Regions from separate parts of the Homo sapiens genome. Here region 2 is linked to region 1. Evidence: read pairs that join two places in POLR2A ChIA-PET (ENCODE). Cell type or tissue: MCF 10A. All regions are shown on one strand. Each heading gives the region's core, and the rest is flanking DNA. Links, peaks and the distances in the headings are about the cores only.

Region 1 (5,386 bases), core at 283-5,282:
TATTTCTGTCATTAAATTGGTGTGCATATGGGCAAGACTATACTACACAGTGAAAAATCAGTTTTTAATACAAAGTTTGATACTTTAAAAGAAAAAAACAATGTATATTGAAAATACTGTGGTTAAACCAACCATATGGATCGTTTGGAATTCCTAGACTAAATTTGAATTTAATTAGTTATAGATTTGTTATTTGTGGTATTCATCCGGTATCTAAGAGAAGTGATTATCGTAACAAAATATTTTTATGGAACATCTTATTATATAAAATGACAATACAAATTATTATTATTTTATTCATAATTTTTGACTTTTTAAAAAACATGCAACATGCTGTTAAGTATATGTGTGTTTCTCATTTACTAAAAAATAGAATTTTCCTAGCAGGATGGCCCTAGAGCTGAAGCATTATATGTCTTTGGTTGGTTCTCATTCAAGAATTGGCAGAGTTTCAGAGTACTGTACTTCTAACTTGTCTCCATAAATTCAAGGCAGAACAGCAAATATGCCCTAAAAACAATGCATTAAAATGATATATTTTTATTTTTACTTTTTATTTTACTTATTTTGAGACAAAGTCTCCCTTTGATGCCAAGGCTGGAGTACAATGGCACGATCATAGCTCACTGCAGCCTCAACCTCCTGGGCAGCAATCCTCCCACCTCAGCCTCCTGAGTAGCAGGGACTACAAGCACACACCACCACCTTGGAGTAATTTTGTTTTGTTTTTCTGTAGAGATGGGATTGTACGGTGTTGCCCAGGCTGGTCTCGAACTTCTCAGCTCAAGCAGTCCTCCTGCCTTGGCCTCCTGAAGTACTGGGATTAGAGGCGTGAATCACTGCGCCTGACCATTAAAATGAATTTTTTTTTTTTTTTTTTTTTGAGACAGAGTTTCACTCTGTCACCCAGGCTGGAGTGCAGTGATGAAATCATGGCTCACTACACCTTCCACCTCCCAGGTTCAAGCGATTCTATGCCTCAGCCTCCCAAGTAGCTGAGATTACAGGCGTGCCACCATGCCCAGCTAATTTTTATATTTTTAGTAGAGACGGGGTTTCACCATTTTAGCCAGACTGGTCTTGAACTTCTGATCTCAAGTGATTGGCCCTCCTTGGCCTCCCAAAGTGCTGAGATTATAGGACTGAGCCACTGGGTCCAGCCCTAAAATATTTTAATCAACTTTTAAAGTCAGAAAATTCTTGTGTGTGGAAAAGATGCAACATCGTAATTCTGAAGTTTTACCTTGCATAATATTGCCATTTTTTATTGTGGCAAAATGTGTATACCATAAAATGGACAATTTTAACCATTTTCAAGTATGTGGTTCTGTGGCATTCAGTATGTTTACATTCTTGTACCATTACCATCATCCATCTCAAGAACATTTTCATCTTCTGCAACTGAAACTGTACCTTCTAACTCTGTTTTCCAGCCCTCAGTCCTTGGCAACCCCCATTATGCTTACTGTCTCTGTGAATTTGGCTGTAACGTTACTATTGTTGAAGGATATAAGACCTCTCCCCCACAAACACATGCGTATTTAGAAGCATGTTTCTTGTTTTGGTTTTGGTGTTTCCTCATGAATAGATTCAGGTCATGTGTCCTCGGCAAGTTACTGCATAGGTGATCTTCAGCAGAAGAATTTGGCAACGAGAGGAGCTGGGTTCAAGTTCTAGGCTGGGGCAAGTGTAATATTTCAACTTTTTTTTTTTTTTGCAATCCACTCTGTCACCCAGGCTGGATTGCAGTGGTGTGATTTCAGCTCACTGCAACCTCCACCTCCCAGGTTCAAGTGATTCTCCTGCCTCAGCCTCCTGAGTAGCTGGGAGTACAGGTGTGCACCACCACACCCAGCTAATTTTTGTATTTTTAGTAGAGACGGGGTTTCATCACATTGGCCAGGCTGGTCTCGGACTCCTGACCTCGGTGATTCTCCCGCCTTGGTCTCTCAAAGTGCTGGGATTACAGGCATGAGCCACTGCACCTGGCCTAATATTTCGACCTTTCTAGGCCTTTTTTTCTTCAGCCATAAAATAAGGCTATTGGTTTCACCTCATCTGATGGCTAAGCTGCCTTTTAGCTCTAAAAATAATCTTTGTTAAATAGGCTGAGATATCCTGTAGTGGTTTATAAGTGAAAGGAAAGACTTAGGGGTAAGACAGTGTCTCAACCCTGGCTATGCACCTGGCTAAATTAATGAGGCTTTGGAAAATACCCGATTCTCATCTCTAAAAGATTGTGATTCTGGATTTCAAACTCAAGAATGTGTGAAAAGCTGTGTAGGGAATCTAATGGACAGCCAGTTTGGAAATACTGGCATGAAAAAGGTTCCTATGCTACTGTCCCCCTCACTGTTTTTTTCTTTTTTTTTCCATGGAAGGATAGAGGAGGATGACATCTTTCCATGGATTTTTTAATTAAAAAAATTATTTCCCCTTCCATAGAGGAATATTTTCTTCATAGCACGCAGAGGGAACATGATAGTCTTTTGTGTTTTTTCTCTTCTAGGATGCAAGAACAATTCTTTCACTAAATATATTTTATGTTTTCATATGGGAACAAGTATAGCTTTGCCTTAATCTTGGAAACAAGAAACTTTTTCTCTTCGTCAAAGTTTAGCTTGAGAGTGGGGAACAGGAGTAGAAATAACATAAATATTTAGCTGAAAATTGTGATTTTGCCTTTCACCTTTGGTGGTGGTGTTTGGTATAGCTGCCTTCTACTGTGCTAAGCACTCAGCATATGTTGTTTCATCTTATCTTGTCAATAACTCTTTAAAGCAGAGGAGATTTTATAATCCTCTTTTTGCAGATGAAGAAAATCAGAATCAGAGACTTTACTTACCTGATAACAGGTTAATCCAGCTAGAATTGGTAGGGTGGAGATTTGAATTTAGGTCAGTCTGACTTACAGTACTTTTGAAAGATACAGTGTTTGTGATTTTCATAGGGAGGGTCTTCAGATCTCCTTCTGCACCATGGGATAGAAGTAGAATTAATTGTTTTTTGTAAAGATTGTTTATCAGTTTTCATGGTTTCAAATGTGGGAATTCATGGTTTACAACATTATCATTGCTCTGATTTGGTTGGCAGTGCAAACTGAATCACCTTCAGAATGCTTAGAGGTAGGATCAGAACTAGCCCCAGGCTGAATTATCAAAAAGGGTGACCTTTTCTTTCCTGTGTGTGTGTGCGTGTGTGTGTATGTGTGTGTGTGTGTGTGTGTGTGTGTGTTTCCTTCCCTGAATTCCCTTGTGTTTTTAGCCTGCACCCAATTCTCAGTGCAGGGTTCTTTCTACTCATCTGCCTTTGCAGGTGTCATCCCAGAGAGCCTTGAAAATAGACTTCGAAAAGTGACTGAGCTCACCTCCCTTCTTCCACTGATGAGAGAACTGTATCAGCTGGATTCTAGTCCAGAGCTGTTTGTTTATTATAAAGTGATGTGCATCTGAGGGAGAGAGTGTCTGTGAACTCTCTGAAACTACATGCCGGATTTCTGTGTGTGTACATTTTCTAGCCCATAGCTTTATCAGAGTCTCAAAGGAGTCTCTGTTCAAACAAGACAAAACAGAGTTTTTGCATCCTATCATGTTAACATTATAGATGGCCTTATCTTATATTCTCTCTCTGCTACTAATCAGATACTACTGTGATAGCTTATTCTCCAAGGATCTCATATTCATTACTCATCCACATGCTCATTTCTTTGTTGTTTACACCCTTTCTCTATTTTACAAAATATTTGAGGTTGTTTATGTAAAAAAATCAAGCAGCTCATTAATAACTTAATTTGTTTTTTATCTAAAGAGAATGTATTTTATAATTCAATATATATATTAAGGAATATATTATATATGTATTAAGGAATATATTCTGTAATACATATTAATGTGCTAATAATTATTTAGTCCCTTTGAAGTATTAAAGATATGTCAATAAATTGCATCAATTTGCAGTTAAGCTATTGTTAGACTAAGGGTAAAGCAGATGATTTTTCAGTAATCCTTTGAGGAACATGTGATTTTTTTGATTCATGTCTCTATTCTTCATTAAGCTCAAAGTTTCACAAGTAGATGGACTGTTGATTCCCTAGAACCTACCAGAGTATTTGGCACTTAGTAATTGTGTTGAATACCCATTTAACAGAATACTCAATTCCACCCCTAGCTAGCCCTCAAATTTTGTCAACTTTTAGTCATTTTTACTGTCAGTACCTTGATCCAAGGGCACTATCATCTTTTGCTTTAAACTACTGTATAACTTACAGCCTGCTAAAAGAATATTTTTCTGACTCTAATCTGCTTCATGCCAATCTAACGTCCCCCTTGAAGTCAGAGTGGTCTTCCAAGGTTTCAAAAGTAATGATCTAACTTCCTCAATTGAAAGCCTTTAGTAGATTTTCAGTGCCCTTTGGAGTAAACGTCTTAACTAACTGCCTACTGTTCCAGTTTCATATAAAAAACTGACCTCGGCTGGGCGTGGTGGCTCATGCCTGTAATCCCAGCACTTTGGGAGGCTGAGATGAGTGGATCACTTGAGGTTAGGAGTTCGAAACCCGCCTGGCCAACATGGTGAAACCCCATCTGTCCTTAAAATACAAAAATTAGCTGGGTGTGGTGGCAGGAGCTTGTAATTCCAGCTGCTTGGGAGGCTGAGGCAGGAGAGTCACTTGAACTCAGGAGGCTGAGGTTGCAGTGAGCCAAGATGGTGCCATTGCACTCCAGCCTGGGAGACAGAGCGAGACTCTGTCTCAAAAAAAACAAAAAGCTGACCTCAAGTCAGTTAAATGGAGGATACTTTCAAATTGGATAAGAGTTGTAACCACCCTAGGGAGGTTCTTGAGTTTCTCATAACCTTATTTAGGTGTTAATAAAATTTTCAGACATGAATAAGATGGCATCTTATGAAATATCAACTGCAAACATACATTTTATACTTACAGATTATGATTGAGTAAATGCAGCAATGCCCCCAAACTTCCCTTCTCCATGTATCTAACACTCTTTGCAGTAAGACTTCGTAGTTGTTCCTATTAAGAAGTGAAGTCTGTTTTCCCAGCTCTTGAATGTGGGCTGGTCTTGTGATTTGCTTTAGCCAATAGAGCACAGCAGAAGTAATGGTGTACCAATTCCCAGCCTGGGCCTTAAGAGGTCTTGCTTGCTTCTGTTCCCTTTGGAACTCTGTTACTGCTGTGAGCACGTGAACAGGCTCACTTGGTGGAAGGGGAGCAGCTAAATGGAGCAGAGCCAAGTCATTTTACTTGAGTCTGGCCCTCTCAGACCAGCCGTCAGCCAGCTGACCAAAAATGTGTTAAGACAGAACAGCCAACATCAGCAGAGCCACCTACCTAACTTGTACCTGACCACACATGCTTGAGGGAACCCAG
Region 2 (5,386 bases), core at 327-5,326, 51 kb after region 1:
CATTGCTTAATTTTCTTTTCCTTTCTGAAACTACTATAACAGTTTCTACTATTGAATAGGGTTTTGCGTGATTCTGGCCTCTGACTTTATGCTTGGTAGCTAATTCACTTACAGCTAGCTATAAAAAATACAGTTTTCTCCTCCTCTATTGAAAATAATTTAGGAGGACAAATGCATTTTTAAAAACTTGGGCCTGTTATTTTTATGAACCCCTAGGATTTTTAAATCCTATTGTGACACAATTTTACTCATAATAATAGAGCAAAATATTGTCAAAAAATTTAGTGACTCCTTTAGACTTTTAAAGTTACAAATGTTATACACGTCGTGGACTTTTATGTTGCTGGAAATAATCAACATTGTGAATATTAACTCTGTGATTGAAAGGACAGGATCTTTTTAAGTGGTTTTCAAGTCATGTTCCTCAGGGCCCTAGAATTTCAGGGGTCATAGGGAGCTTTGGGGGAAGCTGAAGAGTAGGTGGGCAGGCTCTCAGTGAAGCTCTGCAGCCTCTGCCTGCAGCTTCTACTCTTCAATTATATCAGCTGCTTTTATCTGTTACCTACTGGAGTGTGTTTTGTTTTGTTTTCTTTTCCTTTTTTAGGATATCATATTTAGAGTGAAAATACTTTGAAAAAATTAAGAAAACCCGTGAAAATAGAAAGTGTTCAGATTTCGTTCCCTAACTGTCTTCACGTGTCACCTACAGTGATATCCTCAAAGACAGCAAGGGAGGGCTGCATGCTTAAAAATGCTGGGCAAGCAGAGTACCCTGTCTCATCTGTTTTCCATCAGAGCCGTTCAGTCACCATGTGGCGTTTCCATTGTCTGGTCAATAGAACCTGTGAACCAGGGCCTGACTAGGGTTGGTGGGGGAGTGTGAGGTGGAAATTTGGGGGATGGCGAGAAGCAGAAGTTTAATGATTCTTAAGAGCAAGGGAAAAGGTTGATGTTCTTTCCACTGTCATGGTGTTCGCATCACAATACTAAGGACTTTCATGCCAGGAAGCCAAAAAGTCAGGTCAGAATTTTATAGATTTTGGCCAAAGGCTGTTCCAAATAAAAAGTAAGTGTTTAAAGGTGCTGACCATTGCCCTAACTTCTTCTTCCATTCTTTTGGTTCCTTACTTTTCTCCCCTGCCCCAAATAGGGTTATCCCAAGTGCAAAATTCAAGTGACTGCCATAGTAACCACACAAATAGATCACAGAGGAGTTCCATTTACTTTAATGTCATGACAGTTGAAGAAAAACTACACATGGGGATACCTTTGGGTGACATAGATGATGATATAAAAAGGTATCTGTAAGTGATAGGCTGGAATGGACTTTGCCCATAAAATAATTTGGATCTTAAGAAACAGATATCACTATTCTTAGTTTAGGGAGTAACTGCATCTTTTGAAACACTTTAAAAAAGTTGGCAATGTTGATTCAAAATGCTATTTTAAAAAACTTGCAAAATGATATTTTTTTGGAGAAACTATAACTGTCAATTTGAAGGATGAGATTCTCTTTAGCAGAGCTTGTAAAAATATCCATTGCCATATGTGAAACAGGTTTAGGGCAGTTTGTCATAAATAAATGAGTTTGTCAAATACATACCCACATACACCCCTTTTTTGGCCTTAGAGGATGAATTCCAGAGCCATAAAAAAATTGGCATTTTACAACACATCACACAGATAAATAGACATTACATTAATATACATAATAATAAGAAACAGTAATTTAATAACAGGGATTAATTATGCCTGGAGGAAAGATAGTGTTGGAGGGTATCAGGATTTGCTGGACTTGGCTAGGTCTGACGGTTATATCAACTGTTTGATGAGAATATCACTCAGAAAGTTCTGATTCATCCTGTATTCTGTCAGGATCATCATCTTTGTTAATGACCTTACTTGACTCAAACTGCTATAGTAGCTACAATAGCTTCATTTCTAATTGTAAAAGTAATATGTGTGTATAGTAAGAATCGTGTTTTGTTCCACTACCCAAAGATAACCTCTGTCAGCATCTGGTGTATCTTTCTTTTTCTTTGAGTGTGCATATTATATATAAAAGATGTATATATAATGCTTTTTATATAATATTCGTATGTATTAGAATTAAGCTATTCATAAAGTTGTAAGCTGCATTTTTATTTCATTCATTTAACAATTCTTCATTGTTTGCCTGCCATAATCTAGGGATTTTATGTCCTATTAACTGTTCCTTGAAAACATGGCACTTAACGACTTCTTATTCCATTATATCATAGTTTATTTAACTTTTTCCTTATTGTTGTACATTTTCATTGTTTCAGTTTTTACTATTATACATAATATTAAATCATTATCTTTTGACCTCCTTAATACTTTAATATCTCAGTATTTCCGATTATTTCCTGAAGAAAAATTCTAAGAAATGTAGTTATGTTTGCATAATCCTCAATTTAATGGCATTGAGTCTGGGGGAAATGAGACAAACTCAAGCTTTTATAGAGCCCAGACAATAGGATTGTCTGGAGAAACTATAAGACATATCTACTGCAATTGTTTTTCAGTAATCCAGCATGCTGGATGGATTCTAAATGGCCTGGTGTTTAACATCACTTTAGTAAAGGTGTATCAGGGTTCTAACATAGTATGGTTGACCAATATGTAACAGATATTTGTTATGACAGACTGTCATTGTAAACTGAGTTATTCTTTATCCTGTTATTCATTTCTCATTACTGTTCTCAGAGATATTTGAGACAATCTCAACACCCAATTATTACGTGTAAAACAGTTGTTAGAGCCTAATCCTTTGCACACTTCTGGGTCAGTGATGCTGTAAAAACATTTCACTGTACCATGACCTCACTGAACAAAAGAAAACGAAAAGTTTAAGAGAAAAGAAAATGCCTACACAGTACATAGGTATTCCGTTGCGTTGTATGACAGTCAACAAACTTGGCTCTGTTGTATTTCCAACTATGTATGGTATGTGGTTGTTTTAGATACACCCTGCAGTAGCTGATGGCTCAAGGTGAACAATAACTGATAGTCTCTTTCTCTGTGCATATGTGCATGAGTGCACATGTGTTTGTTTTTGGAAATATGTGATTTGGTTCATTTCAGTTATTTGTAGCATCCACGAATATTTAGTCAAGTGTTCAATCTTCCCATGAAATACTTCAGAGATTCATCATATGAAATCATGGGCTTCTCTTTAGTGCTAAGTCATAGCAAACTATCATCTTTTTAAGGTTGATTTTGTAGAGTGTTAAATGCTATTTAAATTTCCCTTAGATAAGAAACCATTTATTTTTCTCCTAATCACTTGAAATAGCAAGAACTAATCAACTGGAGTTTTTCTCCTTTTTATGTATACACCAATCTACCGCTGACTCACGTGCATGTTTCTGCCTTTAGGTCAGTGGGAACTTTTCCCAGCTATGGTTTTTTTTTTTTTTTTTTCTCCTCCTTCATTCCTAATTTCTCTCAGGAACAAATGGCAGCATAGTTAAGCGTTAGAAACTTGTTGCCGAAGGTGCTAACCTAAACATCAGTGCCAGGATACGACTGAGACTTAATAGACTAATTAATTTGTCTACTGCACCCCTGACCTGGGAATTGCATACAATGGGCTATACTTATGGAACTGAGAGTCTGAGATCCAAAGTAGAGAAAATGCAACTTTTGTGTGCTTTCTGTATCAACATGGAATTAATAGTTTTTTCCCCCTGCAAAATAGGTTTTAAAAGTGGAATTTTATTCCATCATGTTTTTGGAAGCATGATACTTCAAGATTCTGTGTGCCTTTTTGTTTTTTTGTTTTAGTTTTCTTTTTTCATATTTTATAGTAGTACCAAATGAAACTTTCACATTATTTAATCCAAATATGAATATGCTGCTCACCTCCAGAGGATCCCAATTATTACAGAATACAAGTTTCTACTTTGTATATTTTAATATAATAGTGTGTAGTGTGTTTTCATAACTACACTAAGTCATAGAAAAAAAATATGAACTTGAAACTTGAATGACATTTTGAAACTGTTTGCATTATGAATTCCTAACTATGGTATTCATACTTCTTTCAGCAAGTAAATTAATTTTGTTTCCTCTTGTATTCCTTTTCTTGCTTCTCCATTTTAAAGACAGCTTAAATATGCTTCAAGGGCAGTTTGCATTTGACTTCCACTGAATTTATGGCACTAGATAGAAACTAAATTGAGTAAATCTCTTTCTATTAGCCTGTCAATTTATGGAATATATATGTCTCTGGATCTTGTGAACTCATGGAGGTACCAAATAAACCCCTATTACGATTTCATATAAAACAAAGTTTTAATATTTTGGTAATTTGTGAACTTGGAAGCACTCATTAGACCACCAAATATGTGTTGTGCACATGCCAGGCACCCTTCTAGGCACCGTTGATAAAGTGGTGAACAAGACGGGCATTTTCCATCCCTCCTACAGCTTGCCTTTCAGTAGTGGAAGTCACACTTAAAGTAAACACACAGAGTAATGAAAGAAAATCAAGACAAGGCTGATGGTTCTACAAAAAAATGAAACAGAGTAAAAGGACAGAGAGTGACTTGTATGTGTGTGAGGTGGTGTATTAGCAGAAATATTTAGGGCATGGCTTTCAGAGAGGTAATCTTAGAGCTGAGAACTAAATGGTGATATGGTAGCCTTTGGGTAGATGCTGATTTCATTCAGTTATTGCCAGCCACTTTACCTGAAAGAATATACAAGATTCATATTCATCTCAGTATAGGCAGAATGCCTGGGACATCATAGATGCTCAGAAAATGTTAGCGGGGAGAACAAAATAAAATATATATGGGCATATGATTTCAGGGGAAAATGCCTTATCTTTCTAAAGTTATGTTGCCTCTAACAGAGGAGTGAAAAGTTTAGATTTTGTGTGCATTTTTTTGTTGTTAGACTATAATGTAAGCCTTGGATTAATTTTTTTTCCTGTATTATTGTTATTTTTGTATTTTATAGGTTTCACAGTGGTAAAGTCAGTGGGTGTACTTGAAGTGATGTGCCTTGTATAAACGATAAAGTCAGAAAAGAGTGCTTCTATTGGAACATTTTGTGCTACAAATAGCAGCAGCATGTTTATCTGACCGTGGTATTCATGCTGTGGAGCTCTAAATCAAGTTGAATTTGCTATGATAGTATACCTCACAGAAATTAAATCATTAATGTTAAAGGAAAAATCATAAAATGATTTTTTATGCCAAGTTATACAGAGGCAGTTTGCCATATGTCTAACCAAAGGTGTAAGACCAGTAATTTGAATTTCGTGGGACAGACAGGAGCAACTAGAGAAGGGAAGAAGTCAAATGGTGTAGTGGCCAAATAGGATGAGTGACTGTAGACTATTTACTGCTTTCAAATG

What was found. Peaks named below come from ENCODE experiments on the same cell type or tissue, not always from the same donor. Only the 100,000 strongest peaks of a DNase experiment are listed, where the experiment ranks them.
Region 2: POLR2A ChIA-PET joins it to region 1 with 5 read pairs; 2 of 35 experiments call an interaction of 5 or more read pairs at or near these places.

What each region holds. Positions count from the first base shown.
Region 1 is chr4:94,879,774-94,885,159 of GRCh38, forward strand. All of the region lies in intron 2 of BMPR1B (bone morphogenetic protein receptor type 1B), which reads left to right. Among named protein-coding and RNA genes, the nearest start is that of BMPR1B, 120 kb to the left of the region's middle. In MCF 10A, for the core only: no CTCF peak of the experiment used is centred there; no DNase peak of the experiment used is centred there.
Region 2 is chr4:94,931,028-94,936,413 of GRCh38, forward strand. The region is part of intron 2 of BMPR1B (bone morphogenetic protein receptor type 1B); the gene reads left to right. Among named protein-coding and RNA genes, the nearest start is that of BMPR1B, 180 kb to the left of the region's middle. In MCF 10A, for the core only: no CTCF peak of the experiment used is centred there; a DNase peak (open chromatin) is centred at 3,394.